Linked DNA regions of Homo sapiens: region 2 is linked to region 1. Evidence: read pairs that join two places in POLR2A ChIA-PET (ENCODE). Cell type or tissue: HepG2. All regions are shown on one strand.

Region 1 (5,000 bases):
GCCTGCAATGTGCCAGGCAGTGTGCTGGGACTTTATCAATATCTCATTCAATTCTCATGACAACTCTGTAAGGCAGATCTTATTCCCATTTTACAGAAGCTAAAACTAAAACTCAGGAGAAGTTAAGGAACTTGCTCAGGGTCACACAGCAAGTAAACAGAAGACAGAATTTAGACCTAACCTTGTCTGGTTCCAAAGATCATGCTTTTTCACTCTGCAGTGCTCCCTCTCTCTAAACACATGCTCCAAAGATATATTAAGGTTGATTTAGACCTGTCCGATCTAGAAGCCAAAGCAGGAACATTGCTCAGCCTTGGACCCTCCGACTTCTAGGGGCCAAGGAAAGTGGCAAAAAAGGGTCCAGAAGCTACTCTCATTGTTTTTTAAAAATCTAATAATACGTTTACCTATAGAAAGGCTTAGCAAGCTAACTAAAAAGTCTGTTTTTTGTTTTTTGGAGTTTTTTTTTTTTTTTGGTTTTTTGCCTGTGGTTGGAATTTCACTAACTCAGAGCATTATCCTCAGTCATTTCATGTTGGTCAAAGCTGACTGAAAGTTAAAGAGATGTATATTTGATTAATTTTTTTAAATGGGAAAACCCTTTGGTAGAGTAATTTAAAAGATTGTCATTTGCTGAAGTAGGTCCTTGTGAAATGCTACGTGCTTTCATGTGCTATCTTATTTACTCCTCTAAGGTATTATAACACTTGTATATTATGTTAACTTTATAATTATAATACCATTTCCCATTTTGAAAATGAGAAAAACAGAGTATTCTAATAAGTTAACCAAGATCACCTAGCTGGTAATTGGCAGAACTGGGATTCAAATTGAGGCATGTCTAATTCCAAAGCTTTCCTACACAGCTCAGTTCTACAAATTAACTGAGGGTTTTTTGTTGTTGTTGTTGTTTGTTTGTTTGTTTTTTAAATAGAGACAGGGTCTCGCTATGTTGCCCGGGCTGGAGTGCATGCAGTGTGATCCCACTGCTGATCAGCATGGGAGTTTTTGACCTGCTCCATTTCCAACCTGGGCTGGTTCACCTCTCCTTAGGCAACCTGGTGGTCTCCCACTCCCAGAAGGTCAACATATTGATGCCGAACTTAGTGTGGACACCAGATTAGCATAGTGCACTACAGCCCCAGAACTCCCGGGCTCAAGTGATCCTCCTGCCTCAGCCTCCTGAGTGGCTGGGACTACAGGCACACTCCAGCACGCCCAGCTAATTGAGGTTCTATTGCGTGGCAGGCACAGGATTCTATGATGAGTAAGATACTGTTCCTGCACTGAAGAGGTTTTTTTTTTTTTTTTTTTTTTTTTTTGAGACGGAGTCTGGCTCTGTTGCCCAGGCTGGAGTGCAGTGGCGCCATCTCAGCTCACTGCAACCTCCGCCTCCTGGGTACAAGCAATTCTCCTGCCTCAGCCTCCCTAGTAGCTGGGATTACAGGCACACACCACTGCGCCCAGCTAATTTTTTTGCATTTTTAGTAGAGACAGGGTCTCACCATGTGGGTCAGGCTGGTCTCAAACTCCTGGCCTCAGGTGATCCGCCCATCTTGGCCTCCCAAAGTGACAGGATTACAGGCGTGAGCCACCACGCCATTTGAATCTCTGCTCACTCTATACCAGTTAAGATACCCACATACTTTTCTGTTTCTCTAGTAAGGGGCCTGTTTATTAAAATTAAAAAGTAAGAAAACCATTGCCACAAACTTGTAACTTCTTGACTCCTTCACAGCCCTCTGAATCTATGATCCAAAGTGTTTTAAAATTTTAAGCTTCGAAATATGAGAAATTACCATATTTATACTTCAGTATTTATAATAAGGTTTTAAAAGATATCAGACTTGTTGCTCATGCCTGTAATCCCAGCACTTTGGGAGGCCAAAGTGAAAGGATCTCCTGACTTCAGGAGTTAGAGACCAGCCTGGCAACATAGTGAGACCCTGTGTCTACAAAAAATAAAAATATTAACCAGTCATGGTGGCTCATGCTGGTAGTTCTAGCTATTCAGGAGGTTTAGGTGGGAGGATCTCTTGAGCCTGGGTGGTTGAGGCTGCGGTCAGCCAGGATTGTGCCACCGCACTCCAGCCTGGGTGACAAAACGAGACCTTGCAAAATAATAATAATAATAATACACACATGCATCAGACTTTAATTTTCTGAAATCAATTTTTGGTCCTACAGAAATAATAAGGAACTCATTGATTATTTTTCTTTCTTTTGAGACAGAATCTCGCTCTGTCACCCAGGCTGGAGTGCAGTGGCACCATCTCAGCTCACTGCAACCTCTGCCTCCCAGGTTCAAGTGATTCTTGTGCCTTAGCCTCCTGAGTAGCTGAGATTACAGGCAAGTACTACCACACCCAGCTAATTTTTTGTATTTTTACTAGAGACAGGGTTTCACTGTGTTGGCTAGGCTAGTCTTGAACTTCTAACCTCAAGTGATCCACCCACCTTGACCTCCCAAAGTGCTGAGATTACAGGCCTGAGCCACCATGCCCAGCTGACTGATTGTTGATTTAATATGTGTAAAGACTGTGGAGCTCAAATGTACAGGCTTACATATTAACACTTTGATGCAAGGTTTTTGTTTTATTTTTGATTTTTAAAAATTTTTTTAACAGAGTTCAAATTGGGGCACAAGTGCACTCCTTATCTCACAACATTTTAGTAACGCCTAAGGCTTGCCCAATTTATTTTGAAAACTTCAGTCTGCTAGGTCATGAAAACAGCCCCCTATGTTATAAAAACAGCTCCCAAGCCCCCAGTAAGCTCTTGCCTTTATTGCATAAAATGGAATGAACCAAATATTTCTTCCTTTTGCAAGCAAGCCCAAATAAGCATATGGATTGAAGAGTGAAAAAGACAAAACAAAAATACAAGAATAATTAAGCCCCTTACTAAAATGCCTACTCCAATCGCAGGATACAGGCAGTCATGAGTCAACATGTGATCCTAACTAAAGACAAAAACAATTCACTCACAGCAAACCCAGCTGCAGCTAACAACATGAGCAATACCAAGAGCATATCTGAATGCACACATGCCAATAAAGAGACTTTTATGATTTCAGTAGAAAGAACTCCACCTCCGACTCCATTCAGGGCCAAGAGCAGTCAGGCAAATGGAAAAATGTGCTGGAAACAGCGTTGAGACTCTCCAACGAAAACATTCCTTCCCTTGTCATTTTGACTATTTGAGACAGCAGTGCTTTGGAGTTAGAAGATGAAGAGTCAAAGTCATCACTCATCCTCAGGGAAAACACATCCTAGGAATATTTTATTATAATTGCTTTCTGAGATGCTGGGCCACTCCAGGATACATTTACCATTTTCATACCTGAGGGGATATATGTGATGTGTTCTGCCAACCTTGAGTCACCTGGTAAGGGTGTCCGTGGAAGGCACCATTGTTTTCAAGTTTAATTCCTGGCTTAAAAGCCTACATCCCTGTATTATTGACTAAAAGTCAATCAAGTACCCCAATAGGGTGTTCCTGTGTGTGTCTTGTTTTGCTTTTTTTTTAAATCTGACCCCTAAGCAGAGAAGCTGTGCTAAGGTTGGAGAAGTTTTTAATTATACTCCAAAAAAAAAAAAAAAAAAAAAGTAGAATAAAACAGAGAGGAAGTGCTAGCAAACAGCAGCTCAGTGTAAACCTTTTAAATCCAGCCTCTTTGTAGGTTGGAGATTTTTGTTTCTTTATTCCTTTATTTCCGTAGATTCAAGATCCAATTCCTAAGCTTCCTAGTCGAGTTGCAGAGGGAATTAAGCTTATTGGGAGAACCACATAGTTGGGTCCTATATGTTTGGATGGCAGTCATAACAGCTGTCAGAATTCCTCTTTATTAGTTGCTTTTAGGATTGTCCTAAGTATCATAGGTTCTCTAAGTTTTTTTTTTTTTTTTCAAAACTCATCCTTTATTTAAAAAAAAAGTTTGTCCATATATTGCTTGCTTGTTACAAATTGTCTACTCCTCCTTCATGGAAAATTCAACAATGTCAGTATCAGGGCCATGGTTTTTATTCTCCATTCAGCATCTTTCTATGACATTCATTTTAATAAATATAAGTAACTTTGCATTTGGGTCATACCTATCTACAGTAGCTATCTGTGTTAAAATTATCATATTGATCACTTTCAAAGCCACCCAGGAAGGCAAAAACAAGGACTCACAGACTCAAGAAGAGGAAATGACAAAGCTCGAGACGAATTCCAAAGGTAGATCAAGTTTGTGTGAACATACAATCTGAATCCAGGTCTGACAGCTGGCCATACAAAGTCATACTTTCCCCACATCCCTCCTCTTTGATAGGCATTGTCATCTAGAGCAATAGCCTCGAAATAGACTGAACACCGTGGCCCATAGCTTAACTCCGTTCCACCTCTATTTCAAAGTAAACTTGGGCTAGGAATGGTGGCTCACACCTGTAATCCCAGCACTTTGGGAGGCCAAGGCAGGCGGATCACCTCAGGTCAGGAGTTCGAGACCAGCCTGGCCAACATGGTGAAACCTCCGTCTCTACTAAAAATACAAAAATTAGCCGGGCATGGTGGCATGAGCCTGTAATCTCAGCTATTCAGAGGCTGAGGCAGGAGGATTGCTTGAACCTGGGAGGTGGAGGTTGCAGTGAGCCGAGATCGCACCACTGCACTCCAGCCTGGGCGACAGAGCGAGACTTCGTCTCGAACAAACAAAGTAAACTTGGAGTGGGGCCTGTGCAAGTTTTATTTTTTTATTTTAATTTTTTTGACTCATACTTTAGCTTCTTTATCCATTAAAGGGGATAATCCCACCCATTCACCTGTTTCACAGGCATTTTTAGGGTCAAATGAGGTATTTAAAAGGGCTTTTAAAAAAGTGAGGGCTTATTATCATGGTGGGCAGAATAATGATCCCCTAGAGATGTCTACATCCTAATCCCTAGAAACTGTGAATAGGTTACATGCAAAAGGGAATCCAGTTTGCAGATGGAACTGAGCTTGCCATTCAGCTGACT
Region 2 (5,000 bases), 340 kb before region 1:
TACATCAATGATTCAAAATATAACACATTGTACTAAATGACAGTTAGAAAAATGATGGTTTCTTAAGAAAACAATAAATTCCTTCTTTCTATAAGGTATGTCAATAAGTCTTTCTTATCAGTTGCACAAGAATATTGAAAAATCTAAATACTCATATTCATTAATTTTTAAATGGCATGCTTAATTAGTAAAGAGCTAATAAGATTAAAAATTAACTGGTTAGATCAAAGACTTAAATCTAAACCTGAAGCCATAAAAATTCTAGAAGATAACACTGGAAAAAATCTTCTAGACATTGGCTTCGGCAAAGAGTTCACGACCAAGAACCCCAAAGCAAATGCAACAAAAACAAATAGATGGGACCTTATTAAACTAAAAAGCTTCTGCACAGCAAAAGAAATCATCAGCAGAGTAAACAGACAACTCACAGAGTGGGAGAAAATATTCACAAACTATGCATCCAACAAAGGACTAATACCCAAAATCTACAAGGAAGTCAAACAAATGAACAAGTAAAAAATGAAATAGTCCCATCAAAAAGTGGGCTAAAGACATGAATAGACAATTCTTAAAAGAAGATATATGTGCCGGGCATGGTGGCTCATGCCTGTAATCCCAGCACTTTGGGAGGCCGAGGCAGGTGATCACAAGGTCAGGAGTTCGAGACCAGCCTAACCAACATGGTGAAACCCCATCTCTACTAAAAACACAAAAATTAGCCGGGCGTGGTGGCATGCGCCTGTAATCCAAGCTATATATATTATATATATAGTAGTATTCCATATTGTGTGTATGTGTGTGTGTGTATATGTGTATATATATGTGTGTGTGTGTGTGTGTGTGTGTGTGTGTGTGTGTGTGTGTCTATATATATATATATATATGCACCACATATTTTTAATCCACTCATTGGTCAATGAGCTTTTAGGCTGGTTCCGTATTTTTGCAATTGCAAATTGTGCCACTATAAACATTGCATGTGCAAGTGTCTTTTTCCTGTAATAACTTATTTTTTTCTGGGTAGATACCCTGCAGTGGGATTCCTGGATCAGACGGTAGTTCTACTTTTTAACTCTTTAAGGAATCTCCATACTGTTTTTCATAGTGGTTGTACCAGTTTACATTCTCACCAGCAGTGTAAAACTGTTCTCTTTTCATCACATCCATGTCAATATCTATTTTTTTTATTCTTAAATTATGGCCACTATTGCAGGAGTAATAGTGTATATGTATAATATATATAATAGTATATATGTATAATATACATAATATAAATATATAAATAATTATAAATATTACGTATTTATATATTATTATATATTATATATTATATATACACAATACCACTATATATAATATATAGTAGTATATATAGTAGTATTATGTATTATATATAGTAGTATTATATATAATATATATATACACACACACACACACACACACACAACATAGAACACCACTCAGCCTTAAAAAGGAACAAAATAATGGCATTTGCAGCAACCTGGATGGAGTTGGAGACCATTATTCTAAGTGAAGTAACTCAGGAATGAAAAACCAAACATCGTATGTTCTCACGTGTAAGTGGGAGCTAAGCTATGGGGATGCAAAGGCCTAAGAGTAATATAATGGACTTTGGAGACTTACGTGGAAGAGTGGGAGGGGTGTGAGGGATAAAAGACTACACATTGAGTACCGTGTACACTGCTCAAGAGATGGGTGCACCAATATCTCAGAAATCATCACTAAAGAACTTTCCTATGCAACCAAACACCACCTGTTTCACTTATTTATTGAAATAACATAATTTAAAAAATTTAACTGGTTAGGAATTAGTTCGATTCTGTGCTGTAGATATATATGGAAGACTAAAATATTCTTTTCTTTTTTTTTTTTCTTTTTTTTAAGACAGGGTCTCACTCTATAAGCCAGGCTGGCTGGAGTACAGCAGTGTGAACATGGCTCACTGCATCTTCCTGGGCTCAAGCAATCATCCCGCCTTAGCCTCCTCAGTAGCTGGGACCCCAGGTGTAGAGCACAATGCCCAGCTAATTTTTAAAATTTCTGTAGAGAGGGGGGTCTTGCCATGTTGTTCAGGCTGGTCTCAAGTGATTGTCCCACCTCAGGCTCCCAAAGTGTTGGGATTACAGGTGTGAACCACTGTGCCTGGCCTAAAACTTTCTTCATGGAATTAAAGTATGGTTTCCTGAGAATTAAGTCTGGAAACAAAAACTTGTTTCAAAAACAGTGAGACAGTTTGCAAATCAGATAAGATCTAGAGTTTAAATATTCAAACTGCCCAAAGGAATTAGAACAAGATTTTAAATCTGAAGTCCACGTAGGCTTTTGAGTTTGTGGGTAAGAGGGAAACAAAGTGGCAAACCCCTGTAAATCACACTTAAATCTTGCTTAAGTATATTGTTTTTCCAACAGGGCCATAACCGCCCAAAAGTTAAGAAACTATTATAGCAGGAAAAGCACTTTAAAAACAAAGTCTAACCTTTTTAAGAGCTACAAGATAAAAAAAACTACCTTGGATGATTGTATGTTAAATACCATGTATTTGATAAATCTGAACTTTTTTTAAATGTTTTAAGTATTTTAAGTACAAATTTATAAAGTTTACATTAAGTACTCAAAGTCAAATCATTTATATTTTCATCATGTATTATTTTCACCTTAAATTTCAAATAAACTACAGTGAATGAAATATGTATCTATTATTTACAAATTAATTTTTACTTTGCTATACTTCCCCCAAATTCAGAAAGCCAAATTAAGATACTGTTTCTTTGTAAAGTAATGCTTAATACGCCGTTATCTTCTAAATATAGTATGGCTTTACAGACTAAACTGGTTTTAAAAAATTCTTTGCATCTTATCTCATATAAGCCTTAGAGTTAACAAAGTCATTTCCCCTTTTTAAAATAAATTTAGTGACACAAAGTTTGCATGAGCAAAAAAGTTATTACCTTACGTGAATGTCTTACAAATTGCTCTCTTATCAACAGGAGACAATTTCAAAATGTCATTCTTAAAATATTAACTTGCTGGCTGGGCGCGGTGGCTCACACCTGTAATCCCAGCACTTTGGGAGGCCGAGGTGGGCGGATCACTTGAGGTCAATAGTTGAAGACCAGCCTGGCCAACATGGTGAAACACCGTCTCTACCAAAAATATACAAAATTAGCCAGGTGTGGTGGTACACACCTGTAATCCCAGCTACTCGGGAGGCTGAGGCAGGAAAATCACTTGAACCCAGGAGGTGGAGGTTGCAGTGAGCCGAGATCGTGCCACTGCACTCCAGCCTGGGTGACAGAGCGAGACTCTGTCTCAAAAAAAAAAAAAAGTTAACTTGCTTAATTGCATACCATTTTAATTTCCTCACATTTTAAACCTGAACATTTTTCTTTGGGGAAGGTAACCAGGCAAAGAAGGAGGAGGTAGAGAGGCAGTTTAGGATGTTCGGAAAGAATTCCTTTTCAATTCAAATTGAGACATTTGGTTTGGCTGAATTTCCTCTCACCCAGATTCCCGTGAATGGTGCTGATTCACTTACAGCTTTTGCCCAGTGGAAGGAAGTCCACCCTCAAAGGATCTTCTCTGAATTTGTGTCTCTTCTTCCTGTGTTTCCTTTCCTTTTGTTTTGGCTTAAACTTCAGGGTAAGATCTTTATTTTTAATTACTCAGTATTTAAGTCTATAATTTAAGGTCCTGAGATGAAAGACTAAGATGCTTCCATTCTGCACTGTCTCTCTACCACACTGGCTTAGAATCCAACTTGCCAGAGAGGAGGCTTACTGTTATCTCACAAGTCATGTGTTGCCATGTAGATGAGTGTCAAACATCTCATTTTGACTGACGCACAGAATCCAGTCTAATCAGTCAAGTAGACATGGCCAATTATAGTAACCACCTTCCACTAGGTCAAATACATTCAGAACTGTGATTCAGATTAGATAAAATGTTCACAGCTGTCTCTTTCCCCTCACCTTTTAAGTCTAGGTATAGAATTTCCATTTCTCCTGTCTCTTCATCTTCCACTCCATGTAGGTACGAACCCTTTCACAACACCCGTAACATTCACTTACCCCTGACTTGATTGTATGCAATAACCAGGGTGAATCTTACTTTTTTCCCCGCTTTGTAGGTATGTTCACCTCATTTTGTCAAGTTAGAATTTTACTCTTATAAGAGACTAGAATGGAATCTAGAAATCTTTGTGCAATGCTGACTCAGTGCTTAAGAAGTGATTTTTGAAAAGAAAATGATTACAATAAACTGCTTATCTAACTGTACCTTCCTACATGATTTTTGGAAGGTTGAGCCAAGGAATATGATTTGGCAAGAGTTCCCTTAATTATTTCATCCCTTTTATCCTAAACTTTTCGTTTTGGGTTCCTCTCATGTCTCAATTGCATCAAACAGTTCTACACATTGAACTGTGTGTACCTCAGAGTACAGACTACTACACTGAAGACACTGAAATATAAAACACTTATAATATCCTAAAATATACAATTTAAATTTTGAAACCAGCTGTGCTCACGTTTATATTACTGTACATTCTCTGGAGTCAAAAGAGACTATTTATAAGTAACAAGGAGTTCCCTTAATTCAGCCTCTGAAACAAAGAATGGCAAAAATGATTGGTATGCTGTAAGATGTTCAACTATTGCCAGTCTACTGAGTCAAAAGCTATGGTGTACTGAAACACAATGTAAGGAAGCTTATTTGACAAAAGAAACTTACGTGGCTTTTCCTTCCCTCAGAAAAATGCAAGATAATGAAAACTGAAGAGCGGCAGATACAACTTTTTTAGATAATGGCTTGAATTTTAACTTGACATCAGTCTGAGTTGGCATAGGGCTTGCATACTGTTTCATATTGATGCTGCTAGTAGCAAGAGCTTTCCTTCGACCAGAAGGGGATTCCTGGAAGATTAAAGAAAAAAAAAGTATGTAATTTTGAGTTATTTTATAGCCAAACATTTTAAAGTACGA

What was found. ChIA-PET counts read pairs that join two places held together with the same protein. Peaks named below come from ENCODE experiments on the same cell type or tissue, not always from the same donor. Only the 100,000 strongest peaks of a DNase experiment are listed, where the experiment ranks them.
Region 2: POLR2A ChIA-PET joins it to region 1 with 7 read pairs; 2 of 35 experiments call an interaction of 5 or more read pairs at or near these places.

Annotation. Positions count from the first base shown.
Region 1 is chr2:62,487,401-62,492,400 of GRCh38, reverse strand. It overlaps a transcript of TMEM17 not described here and the pseudogene RN7SL18P. Among named protein-coding and RNA genes, the nearest start is that of TMEM17, 16 kb to the left of the region's middle. In HepG2, no CTCF peak of the experiment used is centred here; DNase peaks (open chromatin) are centred at 200 and 2,500.
Region 2 is chr2:62,826,018-62,831,017 of GRCh38, reverse strand. EHBP1 (EH domain binding protein 1) reads right to left here. Exons shown (of 23, transcript NM_001142616.3): 6 at 4,750-4,931. Among named protein-coding and RNA genes, the nearest start is that of EHBP1, 120 kb to the right of the region's middle. In HepG2, no CTCF peak of the experiment used is centred here; no DNase peak of the experiment used is centred here.